2 separate regions of the Mus musculus genome follow, and region 2 is linked to region 1. Evidence: chromatin loops called from intact Hi-C (ENCODE). Cell type or tissue: heart. All regions are shown on one strand.

Evidence for each region. A loop is a pair of places that touch in the nucleus more often than their neighbours do. Peaks named below come from ENCODE experiments on the same cell type or tissue, not always from the same donor. Only the 100,000 strongest peaks of a DNase experiment are listed, where the experiment ranks them.
Region 2: a loop joins it to region 1, with 2.3 times the contacts of the local background. A loop is called at or near these places in 2 of 42 quality-filtered maps.

Annotation. Positions count from the first base shown.
Region 1 is chr1:169,650,815-169,658,814 of GRCm38, forward strand. Rgs5 (regulator of G-protein signaling 5) reads left to right here and starts at 4,687. Exons shown (of 5, transcript NM_009063.4): 1 at 4,687-4,807. The coding sequence starts at 4,764. In heart, no CTCF peak of the experiment used is centred here; a DNase peak (open chromatin) is centred at 4,597; H3K4me3 peaks cover 1,160 bases; H3K27ac peaks cover 2,074 bases.
Region 2 is chr1:169,573,804-169,581,803 of GRCm38, forward strand. No RefSeq gene overlaps it. Among named protein-coding and RNA genes, the nearest start is that of Gm34624, 46 kb to the left of the region's middle. In heart, no CTCF peak of the experiment used is centred here; no DNase peak of the experiment used is centred here.

The DNA.
Region 1 (8,000 bases):
TCCTCCCTCAGCAACTATGCATGCCTGAAGGAAGGACGACTACAGCTGCAATCAGAGGCAGCCCGAGCAATGGTCACAGAAGGCCAGAGCACAGTGGCCTAGCCCTGGGTCAGGTTGAATACCTTGTGTTACCCCTGGTGACCCTGGATAAATGCAAGGCAACCCCCAAACACATGAGAGTGCCCTGGATGAGAAATAGGGACAACTCATGGAATTTGTGGATTATGGGTAACTAGTGAGGAAACTCCTCCCATCCGCTAAGTTGTACTTAACGTTGACCATTAAAAAAAAAAAAAACAATTGATACAAATAAAGGAATCTTTTCATGATGTACTGGGACTTGGTAACATTTTTCTTTAGATCCCTTAACAACTGATTCTAGAATCCAACTGGAACCTGCTTAAAATGGATAATGCTTGATCTTCACAGGTCCTGGCCACCCTCCAAAGGAAGATTTCTCTACATGTGTAGTATAATGCTGACTTCCTAGTGTCTTCAAGACTTTTAGACTTGAAAAGATATCTTGGAAAACTGCCATCTAGATAACTTCTGAAAAGCTGGTACAATCCTTTTTTTTTCTAAATAAGCATTTTCTTAATGTATGAATTTTACTTATACATATTTTTTAATATAACTAACATCAGTCCTGAACAGGCAAGAGATTTAACATTTTGAGCATCAATGCTGTAGACATAGGCAATTAAACCAAAGACTCTAGATTTTCCTTTAGAAGTAGAAGTTAAATCACTATGTAATGGGCTTCTATGTAGCTCTGTATAATGAGGCTAATTGCTACTGGCTCTTTTCTATGCATATATGTCTCTTGTACTGTGGGAGTCTTGTAAGGATTAGTGGGCATTAGATCTTTGCAAGTCTGTACTCAGTCACTTAATGTTAAACATAAGTGAATCCATTTTGTGTGGCTTGAAATAATGTACTTCCTGTAAAAACAGGAGCTTGCTACTAGGCACCTCTGATAAGAGATAGGCCCCAGAGGCAAGATCTGGTGTGTTCATAGGATAGCTCAAATATGAACAGAGATCAAGACAGGTTTTGACATGTTAAGGACCTAACCTTAAGGTGACACTGATAGGTTGGTGAGCCAGACTCGAGCTGTGAGCCCTGACAGCACAAAGCTACTGGCCAATGAGATTATACAAAACATGGAACTTTGGAGATTATCTCTAGGACTGCATTGCTCTGTTCCCAAGACATGTCTTCTCTAGCCTATGTGTTGCTGCCCATCGGCAAGAGGGCTTGAAATGCGTCTGTGTGTGCCCCTGGCTTTGGTGACCATTGAACTTCCAGCACCATTGCTGGACTCACATATGGCTACCTGTCAGTGATAGATAGCTGCTGGCTGGACACTCTCAAGGACATCCGGGACCTCCACCAAAGCCATCCTCCCGTGGCCTGTCATAGCTGAAGGACTTCATGGCAGACTTGGGTTGAGCTTGCAAACTTCTGATTCATCTTCACTGAAGCACTCTCCAGGGACCTGCAGCAGCATTTTCTCCCCAGCCACATGCTCCCTGCTCAAGGAAATGTCTGCTTAACTCTTATACTAATGTGATATTATAAGAAATGTTTGCATGAATAAAACTGAGCATGTTTGAAAGCCAGATCTTGTGTGGACATCCTAATTGCTGAGTGCCTCATAGCCCACAGGCTATGTATGCTCTCTGCACTTCATTTTTAAATTAGTATTATTCTTGGTTTCTTTCTTTGTTCTGTAAAGCCTTGTTTTGTTATTATGTTTTTGTAAGACCTTATAGCTTCACAAAAGCTATAAGACACTCTACAGAAAGTCTCTGAAAAGAGAACCTGTCTTAGTTAGGGCTTTATTGCTGTGAAGGGACACCCATGACCACAGCAACTCTTAGAAAAGAAAACATTTAATTGGGGCTGGCTGTCAGTTTCAGAGGTTCAGTCCTTTATCATCATGGTGGAAAACATGGCAGTGTACAGGCAGACATGGTGCTGGAAATGGAGGCCAGTGTCTTCATCTTAATGTGCAGGCAGCTAGGAGAAACTGTGAAACACTGGTCAGACTTGAGCTTCTAAGACCTCAAACCTGCCCCCAGTGGCACACTTCCTCTACCAAGGACACGCCTACTCCAACAAAGCCATGCCCCCTAATAGTATGGCTCACTATGGACCAAGCTTTTACATGCAAGAGTCTCCAGGGGTGATATCTATTCAAACCACGACAGAACCTAAACAACATTTTTAGCGTGCTAGGGCATTACCCATAGAACCAACAAGAAGGACCCCAGTTACCCCTAATCTTAGAGGTACTCCTATATCTCTTAGGGCTCCCTTAGAATTGGCCCAAAGGTTTTACTGACACTAACCTCTTGACATCTCTCCTTCCTCCCATCCAACATGGGATCAAATCAGACTAAGCAGGATGAATCTAATTGGGGTTATTGTCAGGTCCAAAGGAAACTCCATTTTCCCAGACTCTAAAACGAAGGGATAAATGGCTATCTGCGGTGCCTATTAACACATGCTGGCCTCCAGGATCACTTGGTCTCACGAGAACCTGTCACACATTCCAGAGTCCATGCTAGCTAGCATCCTGGCCCTTCTCACCCCCTCCACTCCCCTAAACTTCCCCAGCCCAAGGCTTCCCTCCCTGTGGCTACAGCTACTCATTGTCCTTAGTACCTTGATGTCTTCCATATGCTCAGTCTCTGTCTTCCTCTCTCAGTCACTCCCTCTCTGTCCCTGTCTCCCTCCTCCTCATCTCTGCTCTCCTTCTCTCTCTGTCCCTTTCTTCCTCTCAGCTCTGTTCCTGCTTCTGTCATGCCCAGGTCCAGTCTGCTGGGCATGTTCAGTTTAATTTCTCTCTCTGCTCTGGCCGCTTCTAGACACCCCTGGCTGTTCTCTCCTTCATAGCTACAATAAACCCCCCTTCTTACCCATACCATAGAGTGGCCGTGCTGTCAGTTTATACAGTTGCCAGGGACAGTGGAAAACAAACCATCAGATGCTTAATCATGGCTTCAGAGAACATTGTGCAGAGACAAGGAGGAAAGCTGTCAGGATTGAAATGGAGTCACACGGGGCAGAATAGTGGCTGCTTGAAATCTCACGACTTGGGAGGCTGGCAAGGAACAGAAGTTTGAGGACAGCCTGCATGTCATAGTACCAAGACACCTCTCTCTCTCTCTCTCTCTCTCTCTCTCTCTCTCTCTCTCTCTCTCTCTCTCTCTCCCTCCCTCCCTCCCTCCCTCCCTCCCTCCCTCCCTCCCTCCCTCTCCCTCTCCCTCTCCCTCTCCCCCCACCCCCAGACAGGGTTTATCTATATAGTACTGGCTGTCCTGGAACTCACTCTGTAGACCAGGCTGGCCTTGAACTCAGAAATCCGCTTGCCTCTGCCTTCCCGGCGCTGGTGTGCCACCACAGCCCTGCTCAAGACCCTTTTCAGGCTAACAGAATGCATTTGTTTGTTCCAGACTTTCCGAAAGAAGCTAAAACCAGGAGTTATGCAGAGACGGTTCTTAGCAGGGAGCTTGACACCCTGAGTGTATTCTAACCTTGGTTCCTTCTCCTGTTCCCTTTGGGGTTTTTGTTTTCAGTCACAGGCCTATCTCACCTCAACCCTGAGGTGTTAAAGCAAAGGGGGACCAGGAGGTTATGGACTTATCTGCCAGGAACAAACCTTCTAAGGAGACACTTGTGTTCCCCTCTTTGACAACCTGACTGCTGACTGTTAAAGAACTCCAAGCTATTACTGCCCCCTCCCTCTCCCCAATCTCCTTCAGGGAGAGGAAACGGCTGAAGCCCTGGGGGCATCCAGAACAGGAATTTGTCTCCTGGAAAAAAGATTTACAGCTTGTGCAATGACCTTGACCTTGTGTCAGACTGGCTTGTGGGAAAGACCCAATGTTGAGACATTAGTGGGCAGGGGAACCTCATTTTGCCTTTTCTCTTTAGCTAGGTGTGTCCCTTGCTTTCTGTTTATGCCCTCCCTCCTGTCAGGCCTGTAGTAGATAGACTAGGGTCACACTGAGCAAATCTCCTTTTTCTGCTCTTCACCATTAACTTGGCTCCCTTAATGGACTCACTGAAGAAAAGACCTGATTAGGACTTGTTGGGCACACAGGCTGTGACCCCCTAGGTCTAGTGAAGATGTGCCAGGGCAGTTGTTGCTTACACCTAACTGCACCAATGTAAGACACACCTGCATCATCAGAGCCTGGACTGGTCCTTTTACCTCGGAATTCCTAGCACCCATCTGAGTGCTCAGGAGATGAGAGATCCTCAGCTAAACACTCTCTCCACCGTGAAAAGAAGCCGTTTCCTCCCCTGTGAGTGGGTTTAGTGTTTGTATCCCAGGACCCTTGGCAGATCTGAAATGGCTCAGGGTACCTTGCTTTCAAAGAAAGCCCACATCGTCGTTCTGGCTAACGTCAAATTTCAGTCTTCAGGCACTAATGATCTTATCTCAGTTTAGGCTCCAACACAGCCCTAACTAAACAAACAAGAGACTGTGGGGACAGAAGCCACCAGAAACATGCCCCAGCAGTGCCTGAAGTCAGGAAAGACTCCCAGCCCCCACCGAAGGCAAACTGCTGCTGAGCTCCAGCCCACAATTTTCGCCCAGGCTGCTGATTGGTCCTCGGAGCCACGGAGCTGTGAGAGAGCTTGTATATATTCCTCAAAGGGAAAGGCTGCCCCAGATTATTGAAGTTTCCACAGACGGTCAGCTGTTGAGAGGTTCGTGCTCAAGTTGAGGATCTAAGCCGCCAGCCAAAATGTGTAAGGGACTGGCAGCTCTGCCGCACTCATGCCTGGAAAGGTGAGAACTGAAATTCTTCAGTGTAGGAGATGAAAATGTGGTGAGCCTTCACTCAAGGGAGGATGCCCAGAGGCTCTGCGGGATGGGGTCCCGCTGAGATGAAACTGATGCTTGGTAATAGACTTGGCTTTGTCTTGTCTGTAGCAGTACTGAGATTTGGAAAGATCTGAGCTAGAGATTCAAAAGGAGATAATCCATGGTCATTTAATATACAGAGTACCAGAGCGCTGTTCCCCCCAACCCCCAGAGGGTGTGTGTGTGTGTGTGTGTGTGTGTGTGTGTGTGCGCGCTAGAAAGAAGGTAACTCCCAACACCGAAAAATAAAAGTATCTGGGTTTGAATTCTGTCTCCCCTACATATTTCCTGGGTAGCTTGAAGCAATTTCTTTAACCTCTCACTTTGCACATCTGTAAAGTGGAAATGGGAAGCATGTCTATCTCACAGGGTGGTTTTGAGGACTGAGTGAGTGAGTGGTCATGTGTGGGAAGTGCTCAGAAGAATGTCTGACACAGTAAACTGTGGGAAAAGTGATCTTCATTCACACAGAGAGATTGGGGTAATGAGGACTCTGCAGGCAGTTTGCAGTGGGGCAGAGGGGGCTTCCCATTATTCCCTATTCATTAGATAGGAGTAGCTTGGTTACTGGGGGAAAAAAAGTCCCTGAGACACAGGGTTTGTCTATTACCTGGAGCTCTGAGACACATGGTTGTCTAGGACTGTGTTGTGGTCTATAGAAAAATCCTATATCTAAAGTCGTCATCTTACTACAAACTTAACAACCCAATACCCGACATGATCTGTGTAGGTAGAAAGGTTCTGCTCTGTAGAGTCCTGATTGATTTTACTTTGACCCTCAACCATTAAAGGGAGTAAAACTGATTCTTGCACAGCCTCCTCTGTCCCCAAGGGTCAATGTCTGTCTGAGAAAGTCATACTGTTTAATGGGCCACCAAAGACTTTTACCTATTTAAAATGTCACATTTTCTTTGACGTTTTTCATTACAGCAATAAATTTTAAGTGATTTTTTTAAAAGAAGAAACAATGGAACATATTCCCTAGAGTCAGAGATGTAAATGTTTTAAATAGATGAAGATAGAAGGAACCAATAGCAGTGACATCTGTAGCTGTATCCACCAGACCAGGGGGAGAGAAGTGGATTCCAGGACTGGGAATTGTTCATTATTCCCACACCCCATGCCTCCCACCTCTCCTACAGAGAGCTCCAGATAGGTGCAGTGCTTAGAACTGAGTGGCATCCCAACTTCTTTGAAGACCAGATGATCCACCTTTGCTTTCTCTCCAACTGTGAGAGTCACACGTTGATCGTTGACCGTGCACAGCATAGAGGGATGAGTGAGCATGGTGAGCCTTTAGCTTACTTGGTATTTGCGTTGAACATCATTAATGCAGTGGATGGAGCTTACATCATTACACTGGGTGAACAGTTGATGCTGTTTATGTGATAGTCTGCAAGGGTTGGGGCATCTTGATATTGTTACTCCTCTTGCCCTAAGTTTTTATGGGAATAATATAGTTTTTAGAGAGCTATAGTGGTGGTATTTTTGCAATTATTTCTTTTACTATCATGTATTGGATTCATTAGCAACATTGGAATTTATTTATTTTTACATTTATCATTTATTCACTAAAGCTGGGACTTTCCAGTTGGGGACTGGTGTTGTTCTTGCTGGAAATGTATGCATTTGAAACCCACTGTAGCTGATAACACATCGCGGAATTCATAATGTTAAGAACACAGCAAACTAATAATGTAGAGGAGAGGCCACTGAGAAACTGTGGATTCTTACTGATGAAACCGTTTCAGTTATTTCAAGCCTGTGCACATCTCTTAGGCATTTGGATGACAAGCCACACCCTGCTCACAGGATAGTGTGCCCCAGGTAGGAAGGTAAATGAGGATGCACATCACGGAGTGCTATGGACCAGCAGGGAGGAATAAATGCAGAGTACTACTAGAAGTCTAAGACTGAGGACTGGATGGGCCTCAGAGCTTTTGATAGTTGGGGAGGACTTCACAAGGGGTTAAGAAAATGATGCTTAAACTACTGTTACAAGGCAGAAGAGTCAGGCATGTCTGTGTAGGAGAAAGAGATGTGAGGGATGCCTTTAAGGCCAAGGGGACAGGCTGCAAATACAAACAAGGACATAAGAGGGTACAGATAGTTTGGCCAGTGTTAATATAACCTGTACCAGCACTCAGGCAACATATGTTTTTGTTGTGTGTCCACTGTGAGGACATCCCATCACTGACTCTCAAGGTCCTTCCTCTGTTGGAGTCTACCACCTCCCATCAGCACCTCCTGCAGAGCAAGCATTTTGTGTGGATCTTTGGGGAGGCATTTAAGATACAAACCACAGCAGGGCTTAGTGGGTGGTTCTTATGGGACCCCTCCCCTCACTGTGTTTCATATTCCACCATCTGTAATGAGATCCTTGGGTACATGTTTATCAAGGAGGGACACCTCCAAGTTTTTAGCTGTACTCGATACACCTCACTCATTATTCCATGGTTTGGATTTGCTTTGTCCCCCAAGGATATGTATGGTAGAGACCATCTAATAGCATCATAGAATATTAAGAGCTCTGGCTGTGGCAGGTGGTTTATTATCACAATAACAAAACACCTGAGAATTAATATCAATTTACAGAGAGAAAAGGTCTACTTTAGCTCCAGGCTTTGGAAGTTCTAATCCATAATCATCTGGCTACACTGATTTTGATTTCAGAACTGTTTACATGAAAGAGTGCATGGCAGAACAAAGCTGTCCACCTCACTCCCATGTAACAAAAGGATGGAAGGGCGGAGGTCTCACACCCCACTGTGAGGACACATCACACCATTGGCTTTCTAGGTCCTTCCTCTTTACAATCCCACCTCCTCTCATTGCCGTTAGCATCTCCTGCAGACCTACATTTTTGTATGGATCTTTGGATTTCTGGGGGGAGATATTCAAGATACAAACCATACCAGGGCTTAGTAGGTGGTTCTTTTGGGACCCTTCCCCTCACTGCTTGGTGGCTTCCTTTCACACACCTGTAATGTAATTCTCACAAGGTTCAAGCTGATTACAAAGACCTGCAGATCCTGCAGAACTGGATGCCTCAGGTATTTTGCTACAGTATCAGAGAATAGATAACACCTCACCCAAAGCCTGACTCTGAGAACTAAAG
Region 2 (8,000 bases), 77 kb before region 1:
GATAATCCTCATTAATGAGGATGAGCTGTTGGTAGAATCCCCATCCTCCAGTGGATGGCCCTACACCTATGCACAGAAAGAGGAAGACATGAACTTGGAAGGGGGGAGTGCTGGAGGAATATGGAGATAAGTTGGGAGGGGGATAAGATTATAGTGCATTGTGTACAAGTGTGAGATTCGACAGAGTATAGAACATTTGTAATAAATAAGAAGGTTGCTCCCAACAGTACTATGAATCTCATTATTCAACAACAACAACAACAACAACAACAACAACAAAAACACTGAAGAAAATGAAAATGAAAATGAAAATTCTCAGATAAGAAACCTTTAAAAATGACCCATACAGAGCATACACCATCTTACAGCTCAAAACCAAGAAGGTAAGCAGTTAAAATTTCAGATGCACAAAACATCAGGAACACAGTTCCCCAAAGACATTAGATACTATCTTCACATTATTACTCCCTAGGGAAATACAATAGGATGTGGCTACACAGATGGCTGTAATCAAAAAGGCAAGATGAGGCACTGGTGAGGAACTGGCACATGGGGAAGCCACATGCACTGTTTTGAGAAATGTGAAATACTGGGACCACTTTGGAAAACAGGCAACTTCCTAAAATAATTTAATTCCCTTCCATGACCTAGCAGCAATAACCTTAGAGGTCTAAATCAGAAAAATGAAAGGATAGTCAGGCACAGAACCAGATGAGAATATTCATGGCATCATGGTTCATAACAGCCTCAAGGTAGGAGCAGTCGAATTGTGCATCAGCTGATGTTAAAGATTGGTGTCTATGTACAAAGGACTAGCATTCAGGAGGAAAAATGTGATAGCTACCACAACATGGATGTCTGTCAATTCTCAGTTCTTATAACAAGACTGAGTGGTTCAAACTATAGACATTTCTTTCCCATAGTCCAAGAAGAGAGCATGGCAGATTCCATGTGTGATGAAGACCGTTTTCTCAAATCCTAGCATAGCATGAAGAATGTGTTTTAGTCTTTTTCTCTCATAAAAGTTTTAGATTCACAGTGCTCTCAGTATTTGCGAATCATTACTTGTGCTACCTTTCATTTTTCTCACTTAGATTTCCCACAGTGTTGCTGCTAGGTCACATGGTAGAATCACACTATTTTAGAAAGCTACCTTAAGTAGCTAATTGCTTCCCCAAAGGTCTTTCTCCCGATATCATTCTACTGGAGTTTAGGAGAGAGAATATTTAGTCCACAGCAGTGAATTAACCTAGGAAGAACTGGAGTATGCCAGATGCAAACGACTGCATGTTCTGTGCTTCCACTTCGATGAACTGACTAGAGAAAGCAACCTCACAGAAGAACAAGGCAGTGGTTGGCTGGCTGGAGCCTGGCTGAATGGAGCTGGTGAGATCGGGCCCTGGTAGTCACTGCATGCATGTGCTTGTAACAGATGGGACTGAGAGAAAATTCTGAGCAGTTCTAAAATTGCTAATAATCACAAAACTATAAATCACTGAATTATACATTTGCAGTGGATAAAATGTACATACTATTAAGGTTAAACCTTAAACTGTGTATTTTTAAAAAAAAAAAAATTTAGCAATCCACAAAGCCTGGGAGAGACCAGTCTCCAGAGAAGCCAGGCTTTGTATATTTGGATAAAAGAAATTCTTTTCCTTTCTCATCGTCTGAGTTGATTAACTTTGCTTGCAGAGAAACAAGTTTATGGGAATTTTAAATGCTTAGTTCCCTAGAGGATTTTTGAATTTTTCTGCTGTCCCTGGAGGAGATATCTAAATAGCATGTGTGAATTTCATTAACAGATGAAAACTGAAGAATTTTTTAAACCGTACTTCCGGTCAGGGTATTTTTGCCATGGTCTCTCTTCTCAACAGGTACTCACTCTCTGAAACTTCCACAGAGTGACTATGGGACCACAAGGCCCTTGTGAATTCTTTTAGCTGAGAACTATGCTGAGGGTACAAATGATGGGACTGAAGACATGGTTCAGTGCTGCTGTGGCTTGCTCCAGTTCAGGAGACCCTGCATTCTCTTTTCTCAACATGGAGAATAGGCAGCAAATAGGCCTGAGAGAGTCAGAGGAAGCAACTCCAAGTATAGCCTTTTTACCTCCACTAAGTCCCAAGTTGTTATTTAGTAATTCTTTAGAGCTTAATTATACAGATTCCCTATTTAATTGATTAGCTTGAGTATAGGTTCCTTTTCAGTTCAATTTGACAGACTTCTCTTTTTCAGAGAGGGTTTCACTATTTACCCACTGGCTAACCTGGAACATACTATGCGCTGAGACTAAAGGTGTATACAATCATGTCCATCCAATATGAAAGATTTCATATAATATCATTACATAAATTTGTATTAATTCCATTCATTAAGGGACCAAAACAATTGTTCCAGGGAAGTAGAGATTCAAGTCAATTTCATATACATGAAGAAAAGTAATTGGATTATCTTAAAATTATACTCAAAACAAAAGTGAAACAGAGATTAGTGGTAGATCAGAAAAGTATCAGGCTCCTTTCTGTCTTGTTAGTAATGATTGGGATTGCAGGGGTTTGAAATTTTTAGTCTTCTCTTCTTCATACATTGAATGGAGTTAGTAATAACATAATAGTTACAATGGTGCTGTTGTGCTGAAGGAAAAAAAAAGAAAAATGAACATGTAGCCAATTTTAACATCTCAGGTCCCGCAGCAAATAACAGGATCTTTACACAAATAGTTTACATTTCCATGTCTTAAAGTCCCAAACTGACTCAGGACCATAATCTGTCAAAGCAAGCGAGGAATCCTGCTCAGGAGAGATCAGGGATGAATCACTGCATCCTTCTGTCTCACTCCATTCTAGTCAGGGAATGCTTCACTGTTGTAACTGCGTCTCCTGTATGTTCGATATCTCAGACCTTTTGTGAGCTTGCTCTAACTGCTATAGCACAATGGGAGAGTTGAGCATTCATTTGCCATTTCTGCATCATTTCACCAGCTGCTCCCTGGGTAAATTCCCACCATGAGTTCAGCATTCTCACAAAGACAGCTCTTTAGAAACCTAGGTCTAAATAATGTCAGAGCATTTAGAACAGCTTAGCTCCCTGGATCTGGTTAGGAAACAGATAGCAAATTTAATTTCCTCAGATACGGTAGTATAAAAACTTTCTTTAAGGCTGCTTCACCCCATGCATGTACCTGTATACATGGATATTTGGCTCTCCACATTCCCATGTGCACAGGCAAGCAGACTGCCTTCTCATGTCCAGGCAGGCCCAACCCTCTCAAATGTTCAACGTTATACTTACATGCAATACGTGAATGCATTATATGGACACTAAACCAGACTATCTCAGGAAGAAATCCTTTTTTACCCCATGCATCTCTCTGTGAGAAGGTATAAATGCATTATCAAGAAAGAAACCATCTAAAGACGAAGATTAGGCCCGCTGATTTCCTTTTTCTTTTTGACAAGATCTCACTAAGTAGCCTAGGCTGGCTTCTCGCTCACAGTCTTCCTGCGTCAATATTCCCAGTGATGGGATTATAATCAGTGTTTAGCAACCACAGGTTTAGCAATTCCACTGACTTTTCAATGTTCCCTTGCTTAGGTCAAATCTCTTCAGATGCCCATTAGCACAAAACCCAGATGAGCAAACCCAAGTCCCTTTCTTTAGCTCCAGCCCAATTTCATGTTATCCTCCTTCTACATGTAGGCATAAATAAGCAAAATACCCACAAATATTCTGTGTATCTCTTTAGATATTTTCAGGAATAGTAATAACACCATATGTCACTAAACATTTATACATGTGTGTTGTATTTTTTTTTCCAGCAGTAGTTTATTTTTAAGATCTCACTTGGTCCTCTTCAGAGACACATCCCTGGACTTTGGCTTTCTCCTGACTGAAGGAGGTGGTTGGTGTTGTATGAGCATGGTAAACGCTGAAAGGGTTTCCAGTCTGAAAGTCAAGTATTAGTCTTGTATCTTTTGTTTCTAACACCTATGATATTGTTTGAAAATATACCTGAACATACATGGTCAGAGCAGATGTGTAACTGTGTGTCATGAAGAAACTTTATCTTTACAGATTTTCAGAACTTCAAGCCACAGACTCTAGAGACCATGGAGAGGACCACCCAGAGTCCGTGTTGTGATTATCTTAGGAAAAAAATTAGACAGATAACTTAGGCATCCTACAAAAGTTTAAAATTGTATCCTTTGGATACGTATTTAAGGCTGTGTATTGGGACAATGGTTCTTAGAAGCCATGCTATTGCCCCAAGGTGCCTTTCTGGACTATCAGCATGGTGTGTACTGTCTGATAAAGCACTTAGTCAAACATATGTTGGCATTTACTTGTAAACCCAACACATTAGAAACAGGATGATAATAAGTTTGAGTCTAAACTGGGCTCAAACAAACAGATAGGGGTTTGGATTTTATATACCAAGGTCTGCATGTGGGTAGTTTGCTTTCTTTGGGACGTAACTAGTACTATGTTTGGCAGTCTTTCCAGTATCAAAGCATCAATACTGGCCTTAATGAATCCAATGAGCTCTTGGAACTTCTGCTTCCTTGACCACACAATGACGGGATTGTATGAAGTAACCTTCAATGTCCCTTAACACACTCTGCTTCTAAAACTTCTTGGCTCCAATGTTATATGCTTCAAGATTTATTTTTATGATGATGAATAATAACCATAGTTAAACCGAGACTCTCAACTTGGAGGGTAATGTTTATGTCTGGGATAACCATTGTTTTCTTAAAAAGAGATAAGCTGACAGATTTACAACTAAAATACTTAGTGCCATTCACACATTCCTTCCTTAATGGGATTTTAACAGATAAGACAAGTGAGTTATCTAGAAAATCCTGGGAAGTCTAGGGAATGAGGAAGATGTCTGACAGATGTCATTAAAAACAATGAAGATGAAAACCAGCTTGATTTGAGTTCCAGCCCAACTCAGGTTCCATGAGACCCTGCCGAGAGAGAGAGAGAGAGAGAGAGAGAGAGAGAGAGAGAGAGAGAGAGAGAGAGAGAGAGAGAGGAGGAGGAGGAGGAGGAGGAGGAGGAGGAGGAGGAGGAGGAGGAGGAGGAGGAGGAGGAGAAGGAAGGAAGGAAGGAAGGAAGGAAGGAAGGAAGGAAGGAAGGAAGGAAGGAAGGAAGGTGGAGAGAGAGAAAGAATAAGTGAGGAAAGTAAGCTTAGAGCTTAGAAGACAACAATGAAGATATAAATTGCTTTATGTGAATAAACCATCAGGCATAGAAGAGAAAACATTAATAATGATCTGGAGAAGAAAAATCTTCCTTCTCCATTGTCTAAGTGGAAACAGTCCCCTGCACCTGGTAGTGTGTGCCTGTAATTCCAGCACTCAGCGGGCTGCAACAGGCAGATCCTGAGTTGGAGGCCAGCATGGTACATAATGAAGCCCCATCTCAAAAACACAAAACAAAACAAAACAAAACAAAACAAAACAAAACAAAACAGGAACAAAATCAAAATGAAAATAGATGTGTAAATAGCATGGATAGATGTAAAGTTGAATAAATTATAAGTCTGTGGGCTTCAGAGGTAGATGCTGAGTTTTCCCATAAACCTAAAGCGTGTTCATCAGTTACTATCAGAGAGGTCAGGCTTGTCCAAGGCCCAGATTCAGCTACTTGTTTGGATTGCTGATGGGGAAGGACTTAGTTAGGGTCAAAGAGATAAAGGGTAGATTGTTGGATAGGTATCTGCATTAGGCAACCATCGATGATCTCGGCAGAAACTGGGGAAAACCAAAGATTGTGAGTCACACAGAGTTTCAGAAAGATAGATAAACAGTGTAAATTATGAACACACAAGCTTTTGTTCACTCCACAGTGCAAACAGTGTTATTACTAGATGAGATTTCACTTAATCTTTATAGCCGATGAGGTAGACATGACGAGTCATGTAATTTTATAGTCAAGGAAAGTTAGATTTAAATCAGGATTTGTCACACACACCAAAGCACTTGGCTCATGTGTTTGCAGCTGGCTGTCATTTCCTGACTATTGATCTCAAGTTCTCTCCGGATTAACACACTCTCATTGTTGTGAGATGATTTTACCCCTTCTAAGAACACATGCATTTGACACCAAGTCTATGAGGCTTAACAAAAAAATATAATAATGTGAAGTGTGATATTAGATAAGGGGCTTTTTCCGAAGGAGACATCGGTTGAAAGGAACAAGGTATTCCCCTTAGTTCCTGCCCAAAACAACAAAAGGCCTATGCACACACATCAGGGGACATTCTCCTCAGCTTCTCAATGGCTTCTAAATGTAGCAGCTTCATGAATTATTATTTATCCATTCACTATTATTGGTTTTGTTTTGTTTTGGTGTTTTAAGTAGGGTCGTCTGTACCCTAGGCTGGCTTCGAACTCACTATGTAGCTAAGGCTTGCCTTGATTCTCATGCTTGTGCCTCCCGAGAGCTGGGGTTACAGGTGCACATCATTACTTGTATCTTGACATATGTAATTGACCTCAGAGCTGGGCAAGAGGATTAGGTAAAGGAGGTCAGGAGGTGGAGTCCAGAGTATACATCAATGGTATTTAAAATGACCAGAGAAAGGTGGAAATGTCATGTTTCATTGTGTATATCTTTATCATGATTGTTCCATTTTTTCAATGGCAAAGTTGTCAATTATTCAAGGAAAATCTTTTTAAAGTACTAATCTTTTTGGATACAGAGTCGGAATACCTGTTGTTAGGCAACATTAAGATGGATCTTTTTTTTTTTCTGTTTGACTCAACAAAGCTATTAAGCATTAAGCATTAAATAATCAAACAAAACCCAAACAACCCAGCAGCAATAACAAAGTCAAATTAAATCTTTTATCCCCTTTTCTTATGATGCTTTTCCTCTAGATTCTTCTTGAGAAGGATTCTTCTTGGTGAAGGAACAGATTCAACAATGTTCATCTTTGGGTTGGGAGTAGCTAAGGACTCACGTCTAGTCACAGGGCCTAGACAGTGGCAGTTGCTTGGCAATTGTAAATACGCTATACTTAGCATTATCTATCATTGAAGAAGTACACAGAAGAAGAGAAATACAGGGTGACAATGACAGCTTCAAATACTGAAAACTCTTGCCAGAGAGATTGAGAATGGGAAAGAAGTGAGCTCAAGAATACAAAGGGACAATACCTGTGAATGTGGACCGGAGCAAACATTGGAGGGCCCAGTTTTCTTGTAAGATGCCCAGTGAAAAGACCGCCATGCTTGTCCTCTGAAAGACTCTGCCCAGCAGCTGACTCAGGCAGATACAGTCACCCACAGTCAAACAGGTGATGGTACTTGGGAACTCTTATGGAAGAATAAGGGGAAGGATTATTCCCAAAGGGAATAGGAACTCCACAGATAGACCAACAGAGTCAACTAACCTGGACCTTGAGACTCTCAGAGACTGAACTACCAACCAAAGAGCACACTCAGGCTGGCCCTAGGCTTCCCTGCACATATATAGCAGATGTGTAGCTTGGTCTTCATGTAAGTCCTGAACAACTGGAGGGGAGCTATCCCAAAAGCTGTTGCCTGCCTTTTCTTCTAGCTTGTCTGGCCTCAGTGGGAGAAGATGTGCCTAGCCCCACAGAGACTTGGTGTGGCAGGGTGGGGGTGGGAACGATTGTGATAAGGAGAAGGACAGTGAGTGGGCTGTAAAGTGAATGCATTAAACAACAACAACAAACAAACAAACAATAACACTGTCAAGCTTTTGGATAAAGTGGATCACAGGAGAGAAGCTACTAGCAGAAAATTAGGGAATAGCAAATATAAAATGAAAAGTGAAATGCTGAGCAAGATACTTCCACTTTAGACACCATGATAAGGATGTTCAGTGCAGGCAACAATGTCTTCTGAGATTACTTGTTTTACTAGTGGGAGTTTGGGTGGGAATGGGAAAGCAGACTAAAAATGAACTGTATTCAGGTGCCACCTAGATAAACTGATGTAATGACACTCTTCTCCAGGCCTACT